Linked DNA regions of Homo sapiens: region 2 is linked to region 1. Evidence: read pairs that join two places in POLR2A ChIA-PET (ENCODE). Cell type or tissue: PC-3. All regions are shown on one strand. Region 1 overlaps DDX10 (DEAD-box helicase 10). Region 2 overlaps ATM (ATM serine/threonine kinase).

The links. Peaks named below come from ENCODE experiments on the same cell type or tissue, not always from the same donor. Only the 100,000 strongest peaks of a DNase experiment are listed, where the experiment ranks them.
Region 2: POLR2A ChIA-PET joins it to region 1 with 8 read pairs; 1 of 35 experiments calls an interaction of 5 or more read pairs at or near these places.

Annotation. Positions count from the first base shown.
Region 1 is chr11:108,752,673-108,756,672 of GRCh38, reverse strand. All of the region lies in intron 13 of DDX10 (DEAD-box helicase 10), which reads right to left. The region is part of intron 2 of LOC124902750 (a long non-coding RNA gene); the gene reads left to right. Among named protein-coding and RNA genes, the nearest start is that of DDX10, 90 kb to the right of the region's middle. In PC-3, no CTCF peak of the experiment used is centred here; no DNase peak of the experiment used is centred here.
Region 2 is chr11:108,368,815-108,372,814 of GRCh38, reverse strand. ATM (ATM serine/threonine kinase) reads right to left here. Exons shown (of 63, transcript NM_000051.4): 63 at 3,713-4,000. It also overlaps a transcript of C11orf65 not described here. Among named protein-coding and RNA genes, the nearest start is that of C11orf65, 97 kb to the left of the region's middle. In PC-3, no CTCF peak of the experiment used is centred here; DNase peaks (open chromatin) are centred at 1,634 and 2,284; H3K4me3 peaks cover 331 bases; H3K27ac peaks cover 2,641 bases.

The DNA of each region.
Region 1 (4,000 bases):
CTGCGGAAAATTATACACAGCTCTAGCACACTTTCAGCTTTAACAGCTGACCCACAAAGACATTACAGAAACAAAGTTACTAGGTTAGTAGTATATAAACCAAAGATCAGGTAAAGTCCACAATATCTTAAATCAACAGACAAATCCAAATGCATGGAGCAACCTAAAAGCTAAATAAATAGCTAAGTGGAGTAAATTAACTTGAGTGAAAATAGAGGGTCAATTTAAATTTAGCTCTGATCTATTCAGTGGCCTTATTCTCTAGGCAACTATAAACTCCATTGTGTTTGCAATCTGATTAAACCCAAGAATGCCATTTGATCTCCGTGAGCTTGACATCCAAATGTATGTGGTCTCACAGCACTAGTAAATTCTTTTCCATATAAGAATCATACAGGACACCATAAGCAATCTAATGACAACCTCAAGTTGAATTTCACTAAATCAACGTATGAAAAATAAATACAAATTTACCAACACAAATCACATTAGATAAAGTTTACTGCAAACTAACATTCCTATGGTTTCAACAAACATCTTTTAAAAAGACAACTGTAGCAGCACTAACACAATCAGTATAGCCAGAAGCTAAGCATAAGGAAAGATTCAGCTGCTGACATGACACATGACTTTGGAATATTTCCTTTTACCTTTTCCTTTACAAAAAGAGAAAAAGAGGGAAAGAGGGAAAGAGGGAAAGAGGGAAGGGGGAGGAAGAAAGAGAGAGAGAGAGAAAGAAAAAGGCTCAAGTTATAACACCTAATATTTAATTGTTGAGCATCTGTTATGCATTAAACACTTCACTTTAACTCTCAGAACAACTTTTTGAGCTAGTACTATTATTAGTCTTATTTTCCAGAAGAGGAAAACTAAAGTAAGAAGTAATATTTCCCAAGTTACACAGTTTACAAATGGCTGAGGCAAGGTTTGAACTCTAAGTTTTACTCCAGAGCCAACGTTGTGAACCATTTCACTATATTGTCTCATAAAAGTAAGCTTCTCCATGTAATCATCTGAAAATCATCTAACTGGGAAAAGAGAAAGAACCATCCATAAAATATCTGCAAGCTCAAAAGCCTCAGAGGTACACAATTTTTCTTCTATAAAGGGCTAGACAGTTCAATATTTTAGGCTTTATGGCCCACATGGTCTATCACAACTACTCAATCCTGTGGTTGTAGCCTGAAAGCAACCCTAAACAAATGAGTATGTCTGTGTTCCAATAAAACTTTATTTACAACACAGGCAATAGGCCAGATTTGTCTCAGGGGCCTACTTTGCCAAATCATAACCAAAAAGATATTTTAAAAGTTTGAGTACACAATAAAATTCATGACTCTCATAAGTTAGAGAAAAAATCATGCAGCTATAAAAAGTAACTTCAAGGATTTTCTCCAGGGCAAATGCTTTTATTAGCAGGAAGGATTTGTGTTCTTGCTTGTGTTATCAGAATGCATTGCTTTAGTGTTGATTAAGAGCACGTTCTCTCTTTGTGGCTCTCATGGACACCTCTAGGTTTTTCTAAGTCCCCAAGGAAAGCAACATCTCCTGCCAAGAACAGGTCTTACAAAACCACAGCAGTTTGTACCATAATTACTACACAGCCTACAATCATTCCTGTCCCACATTTATTCCCCATCGACAGCATCTGTTGTGTCAGGGTCAGGGGTCATGACATTCAGCCAACAAAATCAGATTTCCTCAAATAGTGAAGGCAGGAAATATAAGAGAGCTCACTTGAGCTAGCATATTCAAATTAAACAGATGTAAATGTATCAGTCTGAAAATCCAACCTTTTCTGATGTTCTGACTTTCTGGTTTTTAACTGTTATGCTCCTGGTTGCCCATCCAGTTAAGCACAAGGGATAGAATAGTGAATAAGGTTTGCTCTCCGTTCTCATAGATTTCCCAGGCTAACTAAAGTTATGAACAAGAAAACAGAATCTTTTTTGTTCCTTCTATCACCCATAGATTCTAGATGTACAGTGTGTCTTGAATTACCATTCTTCCTCTCATATACCTAAGGCTATACTCTAGTTTTGACCCTTACTCATCTATTTCATTTCCAAGTGCTTTTAATCACTTACATCTTTTCATAGGAACATTTTAAATATGCACCCAATGTATACTTTATTTATAATAAATGAATGTGAGTATACATAAAATCAAGTATACACAGAAAAATATGAAGGATTAAATAAAAACAAGTTCTAATATTTTCTTCCTAAACCCCAATGGATTAACCTCATTCCACCTGAAAACTCGATTATGGCAGTAGATTCTAAACTTGACACTATCAACATAAACCTTAAAAATTAAGCACTGCCCTCAAACATATTAATGAATAAATACTATGAGGACACTGATGGGGAAATAATTCATGCTACTTAGACAACTCAGACGGAGGGCAAGCGAAGCTCATATTAAAGGCTAGGCCTTTGGAATCTATACTGTATACTAGAAACAGTAAATGATTCTGTTAAATGAATCATTCAGCTAAACGATTCACTTCCGACAACACAGCAGAATCAAATCTGAACAGAAAACAGGCCATTATAGAAAGCCTATTACTTTGTTGCAACATAAATCAGCATCAAAACTGTTAGAAACAAATTCTTTAATGAATGAGGTGATGTCAACACTAAATGCAAAAGATAAATCAGGAAATTAATATCTTGGATTCACTTTTTTAAAGGGAAAAGACAGCCAATAATAAATGTAATATATGTTACTTTATATATACACACCCGACCCTGTATTCAGCACTTCACATTCCTAAGGCATCTCAAGAAAAGCCTAAGAAATTTTAAATTGATTAAGCCTATAAATACTACTAAAGCAAGTACCACGTGGCTCAGAGTAACACCAAATTAAAAATGAAACTCACTCATGTAATATAAAACTTCACTAAAAAAATTTCTAGATTCATTTCAGAATACTTTTGCTTATTTGCCATTGTGTCCAATACTTGCAATTTTTCGTGATGCTTTTCAATTATCAAACAAAAATACACCACAAGAACTGTATGTCGTAAATGCTTACTTTAGTTTCCTATTTTGTTCTGAACCAGGAATTCGTGAACAGAGAATCTTTTCCATTCATGATATATAAAATGTGTAACCCATGAAAACACGATGGACAGAGGGAGAACGGCCATTTGAGAGTATCTTTAATGCTTATCAAAATTTTTTGTTTCATTAATCCTTGTAAGCAACATACGTACATAATATGTACCATGCTGTTGCTTCCTTTGGTAAACATTTATCTACATTGGAATGGATGACTGCATTCTGTAGATTTGTCTGTATGTTTATAAACAATCTTTATTTTAAAAGGACTGTTATTTATTTTAATCTAAAACTAAGCAAATGTGAAATCACAAAACAGTGGTTATTTTTAAGTAGTTTTTATCCAACCAAGGATAAGCATTCAAGTAATTATGTAAGGTTTGTGCCTTAGGATTAAGACATAAATTTTTAATGAGCACTCAGTCTTGCTGTTAGTTCATCTGTAGAAAACAATTAAACACACATTTGGTTTGCAGAAATTTTATGCATTATAGAGTTCTCCCTTCTGAAATAAAGACTCCTAATAGTCACTGGTCATATATACAAAGCACATTTCCAATTTATGACAAAGAGTGGTACATTTTCCAACATTATAGCTTGGCTAGCAGAATTCAATTCAGCAAATATTTATTTAGCACATATTACATGTCAGGCTCCAAAGGAGAAAAATGAAGCTCAAATGACATTCACTGTATAGCAGTGGCTCGAAATCTAGCATCAAATCTCCTAGGAATTTAATCTCCGAGGAATATAAAATCAAATCACTTTATATTCCTTTATCTCCTAAGGTGTTAAAATCTAAGGTGTTCACAATGGCAAAAATATTAGGCTACGTTTATGGTTTGGTATTGGAAAAATCCAACTTTCAAAGTATATGTAATATGAATATGACAAATACAAACCACCTCAAATAAATACCACTGTGATTATTC
Region 2 (4,000 bases), 380 kb after region 1:
GTGTGCCCGGCATCTTTCTTGTAATTCTCTGTCTGGTTTTGAGTATGCTGGCTTCATAAAATGGGTTATTCTAATATTATGAAGAGTTTTTGTAGAATTGGTATCATTTCATAGATGGCACTGACTTACCACAATTATTTTCTGTGTTTTTGTCCTTTTCATCTTTGAAATGCCTGTGAAGTCCACTTGTCCATGATGCTTTACACTGCAATGATTTAAAATAAATCTGGCAAACAGCTAATTTCCTTTTTCTGTCTTAAAACCTTTGCAACTCTCATAATCATGGAAATCTAAAAACACTGTTTAAGAAATAAGAATTATTGGCCAGGCACAGTGGCTCACGCCTGTAATCCCAGCACTTTGGGGTGCTGAGGCGGGCATATCACTGAGGTCAGGAGTTTGAGACCAGCCTGGCCAACATGGTGAAACCCTGTCTCTATGAAAAATACAAAAATTAGCTGGACATGGTGGTGGGCACCTGTAGTCCCAGCTACTTGGGAGGCTGAGGCAGGGGAATCGCTTGAACCTGGGAGGCAGAGGTTGCAGTGAGCCGAGATCGTGCTGCTGCACTCCAGCCTGGGCGACAGAGCGGGACTCCATCTCAGAATGAATGAATGAATGAATGAATGAATGAATGAATAAAATTTAGTGTTACAAAGAGTTATAAGTTTATATTAAATATTCAAACACTACAGTAGGGAACATTTTGGGTAGTTTTCAAGTAACCTAACGTTACGATCTCCTAACAAGGTTAACAACAATACACAGAATCAGGTTTTGAAACCGTCAATTGAAGGACATTTTTTGTTTCTAAAACTTAGAATACCATTTATAGGATTTGTGTAAAATATACAATGCTTCTACTTGTAAGAGTCACCCACACCCATTATGTCTGCTACTCAAAACATAAAAACAGAAAATAAGTGTTGATAAGGATGTTGAGAAATTGCAACCCTTGTGCACTGATGGTGGAGTTGTAAAATGGTTCGGCCACTGTGGAAAAACAGTATGGTGGCTCCTTAAAAAGTTAAAAATAGAATGACTATATGATCCAACAATTCCGTTTCTGGGTATAAAGAAAAAAGAGTTCTGAAGACATATTTGTATACCCATGTAAATAGTGACAATATTCACAATAGTCAAAGGGTAGAGACAACTCTAGTATCCACTGATGGATGAATGGATAAATAAAATATATACAGTATATACACATACACAATGGAATATTATTCAGCCTTAAAAAGGAAGGAAATTCTGCAATATATTACAACATAGACGAACCTTGAGGACATTATGCTAAGTGAAATAAGCTAGTCACAAAGAGACAAATATTGCATGATTCTACTTATAAAAGGTACAGTACCTTGAATGTCAAATGCAGAGAGACAAAAGGTAGAACAGTAGTTCTCAGGGGCTGGTTGAATAGAGGAGTGGGGAGTTGTTTAATGGGTATAGAATTTTAGTTTTGTAAGGTTAAAGAAGTGCTGGAGGTTGGTTGCACACCACTGGAAATGTATTTTATCGCTACTGAACCGTATACTTAAAAACGAGATGGTAAATTTTGTTGTGTGTGTGTGGGTGTTTTTAAGTGACTCACCATTAGTAGTATACCGGCTATGAACACACACTTATATCATGGCAAGAACTAATAAGCAAGATCATGACCACTTCTCTCCTATGTTTCTGTCCCAGTATGGGAATACTGACCTTAACCTTTAATACTATGTCTCAGTGTTCAGTGCTGTTTGTGTTGCTGGATTCCTTCAAATCAGCAATGTGTCTATGTTGATTGCTAAGCTTTAATTCTCACCGGAGAATTATAATATCTTTCCTATTTTCCTGATTTTATTACTGATTTTTCTTGGGATTCAAAATTTGGGAAAACAAAAAGTTTCTCAAGAAATGCTGGAAAGGAAATCCCACTTGGAAACACTAACCAAAACGTTTGCAAGCAAAATAAAGCAATAGATAAAATGGATCAGTTGAGGTTATACTAGGAGTATAAGATGATTTAACCTTAGAAAATCAAACAGTGTAGTTCACTACATTAACAGATTCAAGGAAAATAATCATCATCAATAAATGCAGATAAACTGCTAAAATTCACCATCTGTAATAAAACCTCACAGCAGCCTAGGGACAGAAAGGAACTTCTTTAATCTGATAAGGGAAATACACACATTAAAAAAAAACAAAACAAAACCCTGCAGCAAACAGTAAATTTAAAGGTAAACACTTACACTTTTATCTTTGAGATGAGGCACAGGACTAGAATGTCCCAATATTCTACTGATGATTGTGCTAAAGAGAGGTCCTAGCCAGTAAAATGAGGCAAGGAAAAAAAAAAAGCAAACAGTATAGATTGGAATATGATCTAACAATTCCATTTCTGACATTATTCATAGATGATATGATTATATACATAGAAAATCCAAACATTACTCATAGATGATATGACTATATATATAGAAAATCCAAAAGAATCCAGATATATTTCTAGAAAGAATTAAAAGAGCTTACTGTGGTTACTGGATAGAAAAATCAATATGTAAAAACTAATTTTAATTCTAACAGTAATAATTAGGAAAAACTTATGAAAAAAATGTCCTTTATAAGAACATTTAAAAAAACAAAGTGCTTAGGAATAAACATAGTAAAACTATACAAGATCTCTGCAAGGAAAACTAAAACTTAACTGAGTGACATTAGGAACAAGGGAAAATCCCTACCTGAAAGATTTAACCTTAATGAAAACACTAATAAAAATGTCTGTCAACCAAAAAAACTCCATTAAGAGAATGAAGAGACAAGCTACAGAATTGGAAAAGATGTTAGCTAAGATGTTACATAACCAACAAAGGATCAGTAGAAATATCAGCAAAGAATACGTACAGGCAGTTCATCAGAGAAAATCATACTGACTAACAAGTGTATACTAAAACATTTAATCTCCCTAGTAATTAGTGAGGTACAAATTAAAATGAGACATGATACCATTTTGTTCCCATCAAAATAACAATAACTTTATTTTGAAAATATCAAGTGAGGCAGCAAAATCACCCCTGGTTAAGAACCACTGCTTTTGGATCATACACAATGAAAGTATATATTTCTACATACTGTTGTACATAAAACTGTGTATGCTGTACTTTTAATGGCAAAGGGATTTTTCAGAGGATAATGTCTATTATGAGATCTCCTTACTTACCAAATTCTGAGTCATTATAATCTTTGTGGAAACTTTGACTCCACTATATTTATGCAAAATGCATTTTGTTAAAATCTAGGCAAAAGAGACTAAAACTCCAGAGGACTGAATTTATTTTAAAAATATGATAAACAGGTAAAAAACTTTGCATTTAGGATACCAGGATCTTTGCACTTGTCATATTCTAGTACAGATCTTTTAGGCTAGAAATGTCAACTAGATCACTTTCTAGGCCCAAAGAAAGAACATTCATATTTGCCTTTTCGTCAGGAGGCGACTAAGAAACACTACTAGGATATTTAGACTGAGATGCAGCATTATCAGACTGGTTGTGCAATAGGCTCCCCGGTTCACACTGCGTGGTCAGTTGCCTATCCTCCTCAGATTGGGAGCTTTATATAGGCAGACTATGCCTGCCTTGCTCACTGCTTTCTCCTTAGAACGAGTCCCATGCCTGGCACACAGAACACACAAATATTTGAATAAAGTGAATGAGTCTTAGTATATGCTTTTAGAATTATTTATTCAAAAACACTTTATAATAAATTCAGGTAACAGTAAAGTAATACATTCAATAGTACTAAAATCTATAGAAAATAGATAATTTCATTAAGGTGCAATTAAAATACTTGAAATTGGGACACATCTCTATATTTCAAACCAATATACTGGCTTTCTTTTTAAAAGACTATTCTAGTCTTTACGCTGTCCAAAGTTTTTCCTCTTTGCTTTTATTTGCTTTAGACCATATTTAAATTTTTAGCATTCCTAAGTGCATACATTTTAGGCATA